Linked DNA regions of Homo sapiens: region 2 is linked to region 1. The links are chromatin loops, found by intact Hi-C in ENCODE. Cell type or tissue: Calu3. All regions are shown on one strand. Each heading gives the region's core, and the rest is flanking DNA. Links, peaks and the distances in the headings are about the cores only.

The links. A loop is a pair of places that touch in the nucleus more often than their neighbours do. Peaks named below come from ENCODE experiments on the same cell type or tissue, not always from the same donor. Only the 100,000 strongest peaks of a DNase experiment are listed, where the experiment ranks them.
Region 2: a loop joins it to region 1, with 5 times the contacts of the local background. A loop is called at or near these places in 15 of 110 quality-filtered maps.

The regions. Positions count from the first base shown.
Region 1 is chr18:43,784,311-43,792,777 of GRCh38, reverse strand. No RefSeq gene overlaps it. Among named protein-coding and RNA genes, the nearest start is that of SYT4, 510 kb to the right of the region's middle. In Calu3, for the core only: no CTCF peak of the experiment used is centred there; a DNase peak (open chromatin) is centred at 4,867.
Region 2 is chr18:44,322,527-44,330,993 of GRCh38, reverse strand. LINC01478 (long intergenic non-protein coding RNA 1478) reads left to right here. Exons shown (of 5, transcript NR_110792.1): 3 at 4,512-4,747; 4 at 5,566-5,842; 5 at 6,390-7,559. Among named protein-coding and RNA genes, the nearest start is that of LINC01478, 200 kb to the left of the region's middle. In Calu3, for the core only: CTCF peaks have their summits at 4,721 and 4,921 (motif pointing right); a DNase peak (open chromatin) is centred at 4,913.

The sequences.
Region 1 (8,467 bases), core at 188-8,187:
GGAAAACATTGTGAGTGGGCTACGGTCTTCCACTTGCACTTTTGCCCCGGGCCTTGCAAATGTTAGAGCCAGGCCTGGATCTGTGTGGAAATTTTCAATGTTTTTGATTGCTTTGATTTTGTTTGGTATATGTGGGACTGCTGTTGAAACAGATAAAACCTTGAATTGCTTCCATGTTTAGTTTCTGGAAGCAGTCTTTGTCCCAAAAGATCTCCATATTTATGTCTGAAACAACTTATTATAAATTAATTTCTGTATGTTTATGTATGATTTTGAGAAAGACCTATGGTAGAAAGAATCAGAGGGCTCTGAACATGAAGGCAGAAACCATGAAGATTTTTGGAACATATGGAGAATAAAAGCAAATGACTTGTCTTATTTTCTTTGAATTGTATAAGACAAGCACAGAGTGGCACACAGTTTATGGCCAATAAACATTGCTCATCTTTTGATAATGAATGGATGAGAAAGAAACTCCTAAAACAAAATTTCTTGGTTTTCCTCACCATTCTACCTTCCACACCCACCATCAGAATAAAAGCTTAGCTTTCACAGCACCAGCTGATGGTGAAGTCCCTATGTTAGTATTCGGTCAGACTATTCTGACTGGAAAAGTAACAGTAAGACCCCTTAGTTTGGTAGGTATAGTGAGAGAACCTCTCAAGGACTTTGGAGTTAGGCTGGGACTCAGAATGAGATTAGGGATTCTAGCCCTGGCTCTGCCACAAATTAGGTCTAAGATCTTGGTAAATCATTAGATTTCACATTCCTTAGTTAGAAAATCAGAACTATAATAATTCATCAGTGTACTTAGATAAAATAAATAGAAAACAATGTCTTGAAACAATTCAGTGCTATAAACTGCTAGATAGTAATTTAGTTATATTTAGTGCACAAGTAAAGTCTTCTGCTTCTCCGTGTCTACAGTTGAATAGGATATTTCAGATAAAAGTATATCCTGGAATGATATTGTCATGTGGAACATCACAGATATAAATAAGAACTATAAATTTTCTTTAATTTTGTCTGATTTGATGTATTTAAAATAGGACCATACAAACTTTGCAGGCAGTTTTATGACTTGTGGATCCATTTTTTTAATAGACACTAGGCTCTGAAATCAAGCTAGATGTAAGTGAAATTAAGTCAAACCAGCCCTAGGAATACTGCTGAAGAATTCCAGAGAATTTTATCCCAAAATATGGCACCCTGGTATGCTAATTATTTTAAATTACAGGCTCTTGAAAGTCAGCAGATTTTGGAAAAGGCTCTTCTCTGCTATTCCCTTATCTACCTTAAGACTGGACCCACCAAAGAGAACAAAATTACCTTCCCTCTCCTTCCTGATATTTCATTATCTATCATGGAAAAGAAGACTAAAGAATGAAACCACATCTGGATGAAGTTTTTCACAAGATAATGTCTGCCTCTTGGGATCATTTAAATTCCATAACCATATAATTTTGATCTCCAAGTTCATTCATTCTCCCTCATAATCATCTACCACCCCCTCAAAAGGATTGTCTAAATTTTCCATCTCCTCCACCATGAATAAGGGTATATATGCATCTGTAGTCCATTGAGTTAATAGGTAATCTTGTAATTCCCCCATGCTGTGCAGATTAAATAAATCTGTATGCCTCTTCTCTAATTAATTTGTCTATTGTCAGTTCATTTTCAGGGACTCTTCAGAGGGCAGAGGGAATCTTTCCCTTGGCCCATACACTGCCATTATAAGGGGACACTTTTTTTGTAGATATAGATTCATACATTTTATGATGTGTTTCTGCGTTTGGTGGATATGTTGAATTTCTACGCATTCGGCCAGATCATGACTGTGATGTTTAAAGAATACTGCTCAAAATATCAGGACACTGACATTAAAATTCTGACCTTCGCTTTTACTAGTTTCTCAATCTTTGTTTAAGCAAATTAATTATTTATTTATATTTTCATTTCCCATCAACAAGGCAAAGTAATTAGTTCCTTATATTTTCATTTACCCATCAACAATTATAATAAAGACAGCTATTTTTTTTTTTCTACAAAGCTATTGCAAGAAAAAGAGAGAGAGACAGAGACTAGTAAATATGCTTTGGAACATACAAGTTCTTACCCAGATGTTAGCCATCAGTGTTACTATTTTTTAAATTCTAGGCTCAGGAGTAGTTATCCTTTTGCTCCATATGCTTTCATCTGGTTTCCTGTGAGAACAGTGGACTACAAGAACCAGATGATTAGCTGACGATTGAGAGCATCTCCAGAAGAAATCAAAGATGGCTGGTGTAAAGGGGCCAATCCCATTATTGCTACATGACTATAGTTCCTAAAAAGACTGAGAGTTATATGTATCAAGTTAATTTGATACATACAACTTCTTTGGGAAGTCAGCATGTTACTTTGTCTTGCATGGACTTCTTTGTAGTCTTTTTTGTACCTCAGAAACAGTGCCTAGCTGAGACTATGGTTTGTCTAATAATAGCAGCCAAATTTAAAGACTTTATACATCCGAGTGAAACACTGAATCAATTTGATAAGCGACAATTTCTTCTGAAACTAACAAATGCCAAAACTATGAATAGGTACAAGTTTTAAACTAGAAAGTGTGCCATTGATTCTGCTTCTCTGATGCAGAATATACTACATATATTTAATTATCTAAATTCCTGAACAGCATTTGGGATAGAAATTTAGAAGCTTGTGTGATATAGTTCCAGCAATTATATCCAGAAATAAATATCCGGGTGAGTTAAATTAATGTCTTTGTGCATGTACACATGCATACACAGACACAGACACACAGATTTACACATGGCTATGTCTATAGACAGCAAGCTCACATTTATTTATACTTAAATATTTGAATATACCTTATACAATTTTATCTTTCTATCATCAAATTATATTTTTCTCCTTGCAAACCCTGGTATCCTAAAAGATTTGTATTTCTACAATGACATATTTACAAAGATGGAAAGATAATCCAAAGTAATCCGTAATCTCTCATTCCTTGCCCTCCTTCTGCCAGTTTAGCTAAGGAACATAAACAAGAACAGTGACCCAAGAGCCAAAGGGAGATTCTGCCATCACCATCATTTCTTTGTATCCTGCATGCTAACTGTGTTCTTTCTGTGGTTTGATAATTTGGGATCTCAGATTTAGGGATGAAAATTATTACAACTGCATTAAGGCTTGGCTCCCACTTTTCACTGTCTTTTTACTTTCATGGTCATTTAAAAGACATGCCTAGAGTTTGATAAAGCATTGACGACTCTCAATAAGAATAATGTGCACAAATGGATCCAGGCTTCCCAATAAATCTGAATCCAGGCTGAGCGGTTGTCTGAGCATTTCCCCCAGATTTGCTGCAGAATACTGCCATCAAGTGTGGAGTTACAATGGCAGTTTCTAGAGGTAGTTTCAGTGTAGATATGGTAGTGCATGGGTTTTCCAGAGCTCTGATACTTAGATATGATTTCTTTTTCAATTTTTTGACAAGTTCTCAGTAGACACCAAATGCCTTTTAAAATGTTTCAGAGAATCTTGCCTTGATACAGCCCTTTTAACCTTTATAGCAAAGGAGAAATATGTCACATGAAGAACAGGAAAGACCTGTAGACTATGACTCTGCTGTTTATTCAGGCTTTGAAGCAGGGAATGAACAGACATGGATGGCCACCTACTGCCTTTTATGAGTGCCCCAAATTATTCTGCTCAATTTTGTATTATGAGGAAACCTCTACTTAGCTTCTCAACTAAACATGGATTAATTAAAAAATAAATGCACAATCAAACAAAAACTTTCTTTGTTATTTTTAAGCAAGTAATTTGTGTATATAAATGAACCCAAATTATTTACCAAAATGTCCTGAGTAGATTGCCTGGCACAGAGTAAACACTTAAAATCTATATATTGAATGAATGTAAAATTAGGTAATAAAACTCAGTGTGTCATTCAAAATGCATCAAAGTATTCCTCCAGCACAGCACCTTTCCAACCATACATTTTGTACTCCCCTGACCAAATAAAGTTTCTACTCCAACTAATATTGAAAAATCAACAAAAAATTATGTTTTCTTATATCACTGACTTTTTAAAATGTCATTTCTTTTATATACTATATTCTACAGCCCTAACTTTACCAGTAAATATCCTTGGAAATATGCCTCAGAATTCTTTTTTTTTTTTTTTTTTTTTGAGACGGAGTCTCGCTCTGTCGCCCAGGCTGGAGTGCAGTGGCGCGATCTCGGCTCACTACAAGCTCCGCCTCCCGGGTTCACGCCATTCTCCTGCCTCAGCCTCCCGCGTAGCTGGGACTACAGGCGCCCGCCACCACGCCCAGCTAATTTTTTTGTGTTTTTTAGTAGAGACGGGGTTTCACTGTGTTAGCCAGGATGGTCTCGATCTCCTGACCTCGTGATCCGCCCGCCTCGGCCTCCCAAAGTGCTGGGATTACAGGCGTGAGCCACCGCGCCCGGCCTATGCCTCAGAATTCTAATCACTTTTTTATGTCTAATTCAATTGTGTTGGTACTGAGTCTGAATTAATCCTCCTCATCTCTGATCACCTTTAGCACTGAGTCTCAATCTCACATCTGAAATAATTTCTCATCTTTATAAATATCAATGAATATACTTCTAAAGTTAATAAGCTATTTGAGACAGGGTTTGTATTTCTTATTTGAATTGGTCAAGTCCAATTGGCTATCCTGGAGAAGTGATGGCAGTCTGTAACCCTAGTGTGATGGTTAATATTGAGTGTCAACTTGATTGGATTGAAGAATGCAAAATATTGTTCCTGGGTGTGTCTGTGAGGGTGCTGCCAAAGGAGATTTCCATCTGAGTCAGTGGACTGGGAGGGGCAGGTTCACCCTCAGTCTGTGTGGGCACTGTCTAATCAGCTGCCAGTGCAGCTAGAATAAAGCAGGCAGAAGAAGTTGGAAAGAGCAGACTTGCTGAGTCTTCTGGCCTTCATCTTTCTCCTGTGCAGGATGCTTCCTGCCCTCAAACTTCAGACTCCAAGTTCTCCAGCTTTTGGTTTCTTGGACTTACACCAGTGATTTGCCAGGGACTCTCGGGCCTACTACCACAGACTGAAGGCTGCACTGTTGGCTTCCCTACTTTTGAAGTTTGGGGGCTGGCTTCCTAGTTCCTCAGCTTGTGGATGACCTACTGTGGGACTTCACCTCGTGATAGGTGAGTCAATTCTCCTAATAAACTTAAGTCAACTCTCCCTGTCATTTATACTTATATCCTATTAGTTCTATCCCTTTTGAGAACCCTAATACACCTAGACATGTACAGCCCCATCCAATTCACCCAGTGTACTCCACCTCTCTTTCAATGGCACAAAACTTTCAAATTCCACCAATTTTTAGCAAGATATCTTAGACTCCTAGAAGTCTGTGGTGATATGACAAAAGGGAGGTGACTGAAATCTGCACAAGATCTTCTTTTGAACCAAGACCAAGCACCCTCACTTTTATGTTATAGTCATTAATCCATTCAATCTTATAGAAATGTCACTTTTATAAAGTCTTCTATATGTCTGTAAGCAGGGCATACATAAACAAGTCGTTTGCCCTACAAAGCGCTTAGTTAAATGACATAGACATTTTAATTTTGTTAAGAAGAAAACTCACGGGAAATAAGTCAGTGGAAAATGAGAGCAACTAGGGTATATGTCACGTGATATAAAATATTTTAAAATAAAAATATAGACTTTGAGCTCAGAGAAGGCACTTGCCATGAGGCAAATTAGAACATTAGTTAATATACCATGTGTCTAGTATTATCTAATGATGGCACATGTTCAAAAAGTTGGAAGTTTGCAAAATTCAATTAAATTTCAGTCTGGCATTGTAAGCACTTTATATAAAAGGAACAAAAAGTCTTATCCCTATTTCCAACAGACAATAGTATTACATATATTCAGATGATAGCATAGAGCCATAATGACAGGCCCTATGCTCAGTATTTCACATACACTACAGTCCAGTAATAAATATTTATGTGATTTAATGTCTTTGTGTGCACACACATGCATATAAAGACACAGGCACACAGATTTACACATGGTTGTGTCTATAGACAGCAAGCTCACATTTTTTTATACTTAAATATTTACTTATACCTTAGACAATTTTATCTTTCTATCACCAAATTATTTTGATAGGTAGGTAAAATTATTCACATACTATAAAGGAGGTCAAATAGTTTTAGCTACTTAACACATTAAATGTTAGAATAGCCATGATTCGAACTTAGGCCTATGTGATTCTACTCCGTAAACTTTAAAGATTTTATATAATAATATAAAGAATCACTAAAGTCATTCAGTATAAGTTGAGTTGTTTGGTTTGCTGTTAGGGTGATAATTATTAAATAGTTTCTATTGATTTGGGCACAGAATTTGCTAATCATGGTTTCTTCTTTTCTTCCATTGGTGTGAAATGCATATACATGTAATACTCTAAATCGAAATCTTGAACGCCCTTTGAAATACAGCTCAAATATTTGTTTTTAGAAATTACCTGTACTAATTCATCTCATACCATTTTGACTATTCTGATACTTCATATTTTATCAGTGCTTAGATTATCTATTTATATTTACATTTTTACATTTATTGTAAAATGTTTCGTAGTTGGTTCATGAATATCAGTCTAACTTGGTTGCAAGTTCCTCGAGTAAAGGAATCAAGTCTCATTGAAATTTCCATCCACTATTCATTCCTACCTAGAACCCAATATACTAGCTCATAGCATTGCTGTTGGAGAGTTTCCTGTGTTGATTAATATTTAAGTCCAAAAGACTGAGAATGTTTTATGAGTGAAAGAACAGATCACAAAGCTATGAATTCTAAGCCATATTCAGCCTGATGAACCACATTTAGGTAAATAGTTGAATGTTTTGGGTTATAAAAAGGGGTTTGTCATGTAAGGATTATAATATTTAAAAATGTGTTCCTATGTGCTATTGATTTGGTAGATAAGAAAAGGTCAAAAACTGACATAGTAACTAAGGAATGAATTTAGATCCCAACATCATTGAGACAACGTGGCAAGCAGTGTCTTTCAATAGGAAGACAGTATATCTAGGAGGTAAGGGATGTGGGTTGTATTTTCTATTCTTAGATTTACAAAGTGAAATGTAAAGCATACCTCTTAATCTCCTGACCATAGTTTTCTCACCTGTAAAATAAAGATATAATGTTATATATGTCCATAAAATCTCATGGGTGGTGAAGAATAAATGGGATATAAGATAAATGGTATTGTAAGTTTTGTACTAACAAAAAGGATTAATCACTGTAAAAGCACACTTTGTTGGATAGCAAGAATAACTGGCTTTTGTTCTCTTTCTGGAGTATGCATGCTACCTTGTCACTCAGCAGCTGGTCTAGGTTGTGGCACAGCTATTTTAAAGGAATCTCAGTCTGTAGCACTGCCAGTGTACTATCCACTGATTAAGACGCTCTTGAGCTCTGTGGGCTAAGAATTGCTCTTCTATTGTATCCTATCAGTTGTCTAGCATGCATCTAGTAAAAAATGTTTGCAGCAAAGATCTTCATAGATAGGCTGAGTGGAAAAGGCTTGGAAAATAACAAAGTTAATTACTTTGAGGATGGCTTAGAAATGTCATTTTGCCCATTTGCCCAATATAAGAGATGCTATGACTCATTTTTTATGTATATGTATATACATATATATGTGTGTGTATGTGTGTGTATATGTATATGGTGTGTGTGTTTAATTCGGACAATCTTCTATAAGGTGCTAATAGTATTGGGTCTACAGTGGGATTGATCTCTAGAATTAACATCTGCATCTATTCTGCAGAATCAATATGATTTTGAGGATCAAATTTAGAGGTTTATACTAACTGCTGCTTTGAACTAACCTTAGGTCTATTTTGACTAGGAACCAGAGAGTCACTTCCAGCAGTGAAGGAGAAAACTTTCAAATAGCCCCTCTGCATCTCCTACCTGATGGTTAATGCTGGCTGAGGATTTCAGTGACAATTCCTAATTAAGCAGCTATAACTGCAAGTGGACAACACTTGTAAATTCAGCTCTTCTTTTCCTCAAGCCTTACTTTCCTGGATGCACAAAAGACCAACAAAACACTGGGATCAAGGAGAGACGCAGCTTTTGTATAAATGAAAACCAAATATAGCAATATATCAGAGGTCACAATCATGACTGACACAAGTTAGTGAACTACCAATATCCAGTGAGACTGGAATGCTCTCCAGTGGCATCCATGAGACCCTAGTCTGTATGGGTAGAGGCTGCTCACTTCCCCTTCTGCAGTCTCATGGATTGGAATCCTTCCCCGCCCTGTGGCCCCACCACCCTCTGCCTCTGTGCCTAATCTTGTTTTTCACTTCTTCAAACTGCTGGCCAGAATTCTTTTTCAACCTGGATAGATCATCCTATAACCACAACTCTGTGGTTCAACATGGA
Region 2 (8,467 bases), core at 238-8,237, 540 kb before region 1:
ATTGAGTACACATGGATACAAACAGGAAACACAATAGACTCTGAGGCATACTTAAGGGTAGAGCATGGGAAGAGAGAGGATCTAAAAACTATTTATGAGAAACTATGCTTATTACCTGGATGATGAAATAATCTGTATGCCAAACCCCTGTGACATGCAATTTGCCTATATGACAAACCTACACATGTACCCCTGAAGCTAACAATTAAAGTAGTAACTACAATAATAATATATAGCAGCTTAAAATAAAAGAACTGATATATGTTTCCTGATACCCATTGCACATTTTTTTTCCTTTCACATTTTGTTTGTTTGTATTTTGTGTTTCTTTTTCTTTTTTTATTATACTTTAAGTTTTAGGGTACATGTGAACAACGTGCAGGTTAGTTACATATGTATACATGTGCCATGTTGGTATGCTGCACCTATTAACTCGTCATTTAACATTAGGTATATCTCCTAATGCTATCCCTCCTCCCTCCCCCCACCCCACAACAGGCCCTGGTGTGTGATGTTCCCCTTCCTGTGTCCATGTGTTCTCATTGTTCAATTCCCACCTATGAGTAAGAACATGTGGTGTTTGGTTTTTTGTCCTTGAGATAGTTTGCTGAGAATGATGGTTTCCAGCTTCATCCATGTCCCTCCCTACAAAGGATGTGAACTCATCATTTTTTATGGCTGCATAGTATTCCATGGTGTATATGTGCCACATTTTCTTAATCCAGTCTATCATTGTTGGACATTTGGGTTGGTTCCAAGTCTTTGCTACTGTGAATAGTGCCACAATAAACATACGTGTGCATGTGTCTTTATGGCAGCATGATTTATAATCCTTTGGTTATATACCCAGTAATGGGATGGCTGGGTCAAATGGTATTTCTAGTTCTAGATCCCTGAGGAATCGCCACACTGACTTCCACAATGGTTGAACTAGTTTACAGTCCCACCAACAGTGTAAAAGTGTTCCTATTTCTCCACATCCTCTCCAGCACCTGTTGTTTCCTGACTTTTTAATGATTGCCATTCTAACTGGTGTGAGATGGTATCTCATTGTGGTTTTGATTTGCATTTCTCAGATGGCCAGTGATGATGAGCATTTTTTCATGTGTCTTTTGGCTGCATAAATGTCTTCTTTTGAGTAGTGTCTGTTCATATCCTTTGCCCACTTTTTGATGGGGTTGTTTTTTTCTTGTAAATTTGTTTGAGTTCATTGTAGATTCTGGATACTAGCCCTTTGTCAGATGAGTAGATTGCAAACATTTTCTCCCATTCTGTATGTTGCCTGTTCACTCTGCTGGTAGTTTCTTTTGCTGTGCAGAAGCTCTTTAGTTTAATTAGACCCCACTTGTCAATTTTGGCTTTTGTTGCCATTGCTTTTGGTGTTTTAGACATGAAGTCCTTGCCCATGCCTATGTCCTGAATGGTATTGCCTATGTTTTCTTTTAGGGTTTTTATGGTTTTAGGTCTAACGTTTAAGTCTTTAATCCATCTTGAATTAATTTTTGTATAAGGTGTAAGGAAGGGATCCAGTTTCAGCTTTCTACATATGGCTAGGCAGTTTTCCCAGCACCATTTATTAAATAGGGAATCCTTTACCCCATTTCTTGTTTTTGTCAGGTTTATCAAAGATCAGAGGTTGTAGATATGCGGCATTATTTCTGAGGGCTCTGTTCTGTTCCATTGGTCTATATCTCTGTTTTGGTACCAGTACCATGCATGCACATTTCAATCATGGTAAATTACTGAGGTTTGAATCTGGCTTGATGTAAAGATGTGAACTCCTTGGTTGCAGAAACTGCATTTATTTTTCAATACTATGGACTTGTTTACCCAGTAGTCAGTGGAATACCTGGCACATGGTTAAGTAAATACATGTTGAATAAATAATTTTCTTTTGAAAGAAAGTTGATTAATGTAAGAGTTTAATGTATCACTGCCTCCAGAATGGGACAGGCTTTGATTCATTCACCAACAGGGTGGGACATAAACAGAAGTATAGCTATATTCATATTAAAAGGCATCACTCTAATGTTATGGCCATGTTCATTGACTGTTTCCATTCTACCCCCATCCAACTCCCAGAAAAAAGAAACAAAAGAACAGATCAGCTTGGATTCTATTACAGTGCTGATGGTAACAGCATCTGTGTAACCTACCTAATAGGTTGGTGCAAAAGTAATTGTGATTTTGCCATTTTAATGGCAAATTTTAAAAACTGCAATTACTTTTGCACCAACATAATAGTATGCCAGAACTTTTCTTCATGTTTGCTGAGTTTGCTTTCCCTTGAGCTTGTAACAAGTATTGTTTTCTGCAACATTTTATTAGAACTTGATTTCACATGGACTGTGGACAGATACATCCATACTTATTTCAATCAGCTTATAAACTATTATTTTTTAAAATAAAGACATAGACCTAGATTCATATTCTTTCATTTTCATTTGGGGCACTAACTATTATAATATCCCTTTTGAGTATATCAAGTAATTTTAAAGCTTTACTTCCATGTACTAATATATTTTTAAAAATCTCTTTAAGTAGTATCTATTGCCCTTAGGGCCATTTAATGTCAAATTTTAATTTTTTGATAATCATTCTCTTATGTAATTTTTGAGATAGAAGCTGTGATATTATTTGGGGAGCTGGGAGCAATTTGGGGCTTGTTATAGGCATTTTTCCTCAATAAATTATTGAAAGGAGACTAAGGAAAAAATTATGATTATTATAAAATAGCTGATTACATGATAATAAACAAGGAAGTCATCTGGTTATCTTTGTTTTTCCTTCAGACAGTGCTTCAGATTTCTATAGATACAAACATCTAGGTGATTGTATGAAATTGTCACCATTTCCAAAATATTTTCTCAAAAATATATGATGCAGGTTCAATCAAGCCTATGATGATAGGCTTCATTTGTGTGGGTGTGATTAGGGAGGGAGAAAATATCAAAGTACAAAGTAGAACATTTCTGAATAGAGCTACACATGCTTCGATTAGAAAAATCCCAAGATTTTTGTACCATCTTCACATTCCCAATAATTCCGTTTCTACAGACTCCTGTAAAAGGAAGAAATTGGTTGGCATCTCTGCAAGCCCCTCCTAGCCAGAGCAGTCAAGAAAATGCCATACAATGTGTCCCCTTGTTTATTCTACTCAACATGTGCAGATCTTTGTATTTTTGTCTTTTATTAACTTGGCTTTTTGATAATATGGTCATGCACCACAAAACAATGTTTTGTTAAATGATAGACCTCATAGATGACAACAGTGGCCCTATAAGATTGTAATAGAGCTGAAAAAGTTCTATTGCCTAGTGACATCATAGCATAATTACTTTATTTTAAAAATAAATTTAGTGTAGCCTCGATGTACAGTGTTTATAAAGTCTATATTAGTCTCCAATAATATCCAGGGCTTCACATTCACTCACCTCTCCCTCATTGACTCATCCAGATCAACGTCCAGTCCTGCAAGCTCCATTTATGGTAAGTGTCCTATCCAGTTGTGCCATTTAAACATTGTTTTGACCATATCTTTGTCCTACCTTTCCTGTTTAGTTACACAAATATTTATCATTGTGTTATAATTACCTACAATATTTAGTACAGTAACATGCTGTATAGGTTTGTAGCTTAGGAGCAATAGACCACACCCTCTAGGTTTCTGTAAATATCCTCCATGATGTTTGTGAAATAATAAAATTCTGTAAAAATGCATTTCTCAGAATGTATGCTATCATTAAGCAACATGTGACTGTATATGGTAACGGGACACACTTATAAATAAAAGAGATAAAATGGTTAAAATCTTGAGTAGCCTTTCAGAACAAACTGCTGAGAGAAAAATACATTGTGCATTGTGTGTTTGTAAATTTCCAAAGGAAATATATCACGAGGACAAATTGATAGAAGTGATCAAAGTTTTTTGAAAGCGTAACTGGATTGGTGTATAAAGGAATATGTATGATTTGAATTAATTATTTAACGAAATGGATACATGTGAAAAAGACGACGGCTTTTTTTTTTTTTTGCCTTTCTCTGAAGGACAACTGTTGCAGATGCTCTTAGATTTTACATACAACATGGAAAAACTTAAATCATCTTTAATTCTTGGGTGCAATATTTACAAACAGTAATAGCTCATATTTATATCACTCAAAGGTTTGCAAACCTTTTTTCTACATAGTTATTACCTTTATCCATATTGGTATATGGTGGGCAGATGAGAATTTGTCTTTTTTTACTTAAGGGAAATTAGCTCTGAGAGATTAAATAGTTAATGGGGCAATATAGGAACCTGGCCCCCTGAGCCCCTGTGCAAGGGTTTGCCTCCTATTCACCACACATCTTTTGGGCTCTGGGAGCGAATGCTTCTTATGGCACCATCTTGAGCAAATAATTTCAGTTTTTCTGTTTTTTTTTTTTCTTCATTGCCCCCATATCAGATGGATGATGTTGCAAGAATTCTTGGAGATTTACACATAATTTCTGTGTTTTCTGTTTTGCAGAAGAAAGAGACATTATACAAATGCAAGCTGTTGTCACAACAATGATAAGAAATCAGGAGTCGAAAGATGTGGAGTAAGGGGGAATTTCAGAGAAACCACAAAACACAAAATAGGAAACAGAGACAGGAGAAGATTGCTATGACAAAATTGCAGAAGGTGAAATCTTTGGCAGCCTCTTATTTCTCTGGAGAATATGATATTGTCAGGCTGAGGTGGAAGAATCACATGGTCATACTGTAAGTGCTATGGTTCCAAGTGGTAATGTTATTGATCAATTTTCAACCTGAGATTTGTAATGATAATCCCCACAAGTTGCTTGAGATCCTTAACAGTGAGGTTTTTAGTGAGTTTAACCAACTGTCAGTGCTTGAAAACTCGCCTACAGGGGGCAGCACAAATACAAGTAAACTTAGGGGTAAAGCATGAAATGCATCCAGATTCACAATTGTTTCAGGATCTGCTTGCAACTGAAGCACTGTCTGCACAAGATTCGGCTGAGGGAATATATATAAAACAGAATGTTCCTGTATGATGTTAGTTTTAAAGGTAGATTTTTGGCAGTGGGAGGGTTAGCATTAACATTCATAATGTCACCTGTTATATATGTGTTATTTTTACATTTTAATATTTTAGAATACAGAAATGAATATGCTAATATCATTTTGAAGAGACAATGCCCGTATATATATCACTTGGAATTGTTAGAAATTGGTTGAGAATAAAACATGATCCCTTCTTATGAACTTGGAATTGTTAGAAATTGGATAAAAATTAGAGATGATCCCTTCTTATGACTTCAGCCTAGGAGTACATTGTAGAAAGCCAGGACCAAATCTGACACACTGAAACTTTGATTCCTGATTTTCAAAAAAGAAAAAATACTAGGTGAGGTAAACTGGCTTAACAAGAAGTTATGAATCCAGAACCTGGATGTCAGATATAGATGATCTAGGCTGAGGTGCCTATTCTCTGCCCTTTGCCCTATCCTAAAACTGTATGGATGGAAATGAGCCCACCTTTTGCTCTGAACTGGTGCATTCCTTCCTCACTGCAGGTTGAAGAGGTCTTGAAACATTGGGCTTTCCTCTACAAGCGGAAGGATAGCACTGGCAGCCATCCACTGGCCCAGCAATATCCTGGATTGAGACGATATCATTTGCATTACTTGCTGAATGAAACATAGTGAAAATGACTGCAGATAACCTCAACTAAGTCCAAGATATCATTTTCAAATCTGGACCAGCCCTTGCCATCTAGACTGAACAGAGATTCCAGTTTCCAGGAGAGTAGATGGAGTAATGATAAAAGCACCTCCCAAAACTTTTGCCTTGGTAGGTTTTAGATTCAGGAGATATCCGGGTTTCCATTCCCTTCAGATTTTCAATGACAGTGACTTCCAGTTCCCCACAAATTTCCCTTGATTTCCTGACCATAGAGCCACATATTCATGTTCTTTCCATCCATATATTAATACATGGGTATAAGTCAAGGTATAGGACTTCAAGCACTTTGCATGGATGCCCAGTCCATCTCACTGACTGTGTATTCTCAAAGCTTACCACTGGGCCTTAAGCCCTTTATTGAATGTAAAGCATTCAATAAAGAGTTTAAGGGCTCTTTTCTTTATTTCTGCCACATCCAGAATGCTTGGTTTAGTTAGGATCTGAAGAGGAATTGTATTTAAACATCTCATTTAGACCCTTCTAAGGAAAATACCAAGAAAAGAAGGTTGTGATCTTTTTCTTGGTAGTTTCATAATAGAAAGTCTTAAGAACAGTTACAGTTGTTGAAATCCACCCTGTCTCTGATTCATTGAATTGGAGATAGCTATCCAACTACTAGTTGTCCTTTCTCACTAACTCTCTTAATTATTTCTAGGTACTACAGAGTGGCACATAACTAAACATTATCAAGGAATTTTACAGCCCTAGGCCTTCTATTACTGTGTATTACAGTCTGCTGTAATCATTCTAATGGTCTAAGATGTTGCAAGTAATTTACTCACGGCCTGAACACCAGAAGTGCCAAAATTGCCTGGGAGTTTTATTCTGCATCCAACCAGTACCAGGAAGGAGGATGTATTACTTCTCGTTTCTCTACAAGTGTCAGTGCAAATCCAGCCATCAAACAAAACTTAGACCTAAAAGCTTTTAGATTACAGCGATTATTGCAGATTTTACATGAGATAAAAATGTAATTGCTCCATTTCCTTTATTCTTTCTTTCATTTTCTTCCCTCTCACTGTATATTTTAGATTGTCCTGCTTGACTGCCAGGTCAGACCCAGCACACAAAGATATCTGTCATAAGACTGGGGAGCTGCAGTGTTCTTTTTCATAAGAAATGAAATGCTTGAAATTTCTCTTCCAAATGAATCACAAAACTTCCATGGTCATTTTCATTTTAAATTATTTTATGTCTATGTAAACTCATGCATTGCCTATAACGGAATAATATTCCCAGCCATGTGGATAGTGACAGAGAATGAGCTGAAGGCAGCAATACTTCACAGGCAAAGTGGTACATGCATTTTTTTTTCATCTTGCTTTTTTCCTTTTCCATATTCACTCATCCTTTTAAATTCTTTGAATCTACTTTTTCCTCCCTCGCTCCCTTCCTATCCTCCATCTCTATCTTTGTCATTTATTAATTCTTTTTCTTCTTTTTCTCCAGACTTGGATATTTCTCTATCCTCTCATCATTCTCTTTCATACACATTCTCTGACTTGTAGGTCCTAAGATTCTCATATTCTAAAATTAACCCTCTGCTTAACAGGGTATGTTTATAAACCATTGGACTGAGGAGGAATTGCCCAAGTTATCAAAGACATCCTATCAGGAATGTCAGCCTTTTACTCTCATTCATGCTCAGAGAAACAGTGCTGCAGGGATTATAGCCTGGAATATGGCAGAACCAGATTTTAAATTTGTTTGCCCTTTGCCTCCTAATATCCATTTTCCCCTAAGTTTAACTGGGCATATTTCCCAGTTTGCCTTGCAAATGTGTTGCCATATGACTGCACTTTGTCTAATAAAATGAAACTGAGTATGTTTTGTGTAGTTTCTGGGAAGAGTCCTTAAATAGAGAAGGAACTCTGTTCTTATTATCTACCTTATGTCCTGAAATGCTTGTGTGATGGCTGAAGCTCCAGCAGTCATTTGTAACCATTAAGACAAGAGTCTTTTCCTAGGGAGGATGAGATAGAATAAACTGATAACTTTGTGGATTACTCATAATAGTCCTGAATTGCCTATATTTGTGCTTTTTTGTTAAAAAAAAAAAGTGAAACAGATCAACTTTTATTATGTTTAAACTACTTTTTTATTGAAGTTATCTATTCTATGAAGCTGAATCTAATTCTAACTGATGCACCCAGATTTTCTTAATTCCTGTTTCTACTCCAGATGCCCTGATGCTTATCTGAGTTTCTGGAATGATTTCTCATTTGACTACTTCCTACATGTCCCTGTTTCCTAATACATTAATATTGGGTTTGCCAATAAGAAACTTTTTAGAGTTGGAATATTGCTGATCATTTCTGTTTGCTAGATTTTGGTAACCAAATCATTTTGACTTCTAGGATCAGCCATTATTCTGATCCAATTTTGATCCATGTTCTATTCTGCCTGTAAAATGTGCCCCAAAGTCATGTACATAACCTTGACCTTTGGGTTTTGGTAGTTTGAGACCATTTCATTGATATTTCTCAATATCAATGAAAATTCTAGATGTTAATTCTTCATATTTTAAAAATTTTCATGTTGATTCTCACTTTTTTCCTTTGCTAAAGTTTATCTCTTTATTTCTATTAACATTTTTTTCTATTAGTGAGTCCTTGTTATATGTTCAAAACAAAATACTGAACAACTTAATTTACATATATTTTATGATGTAACTTATATCTGACAGTTTAATCTTCCTTAGTACTTCTGGTGAATGCCCTTTAGAATGAGAAG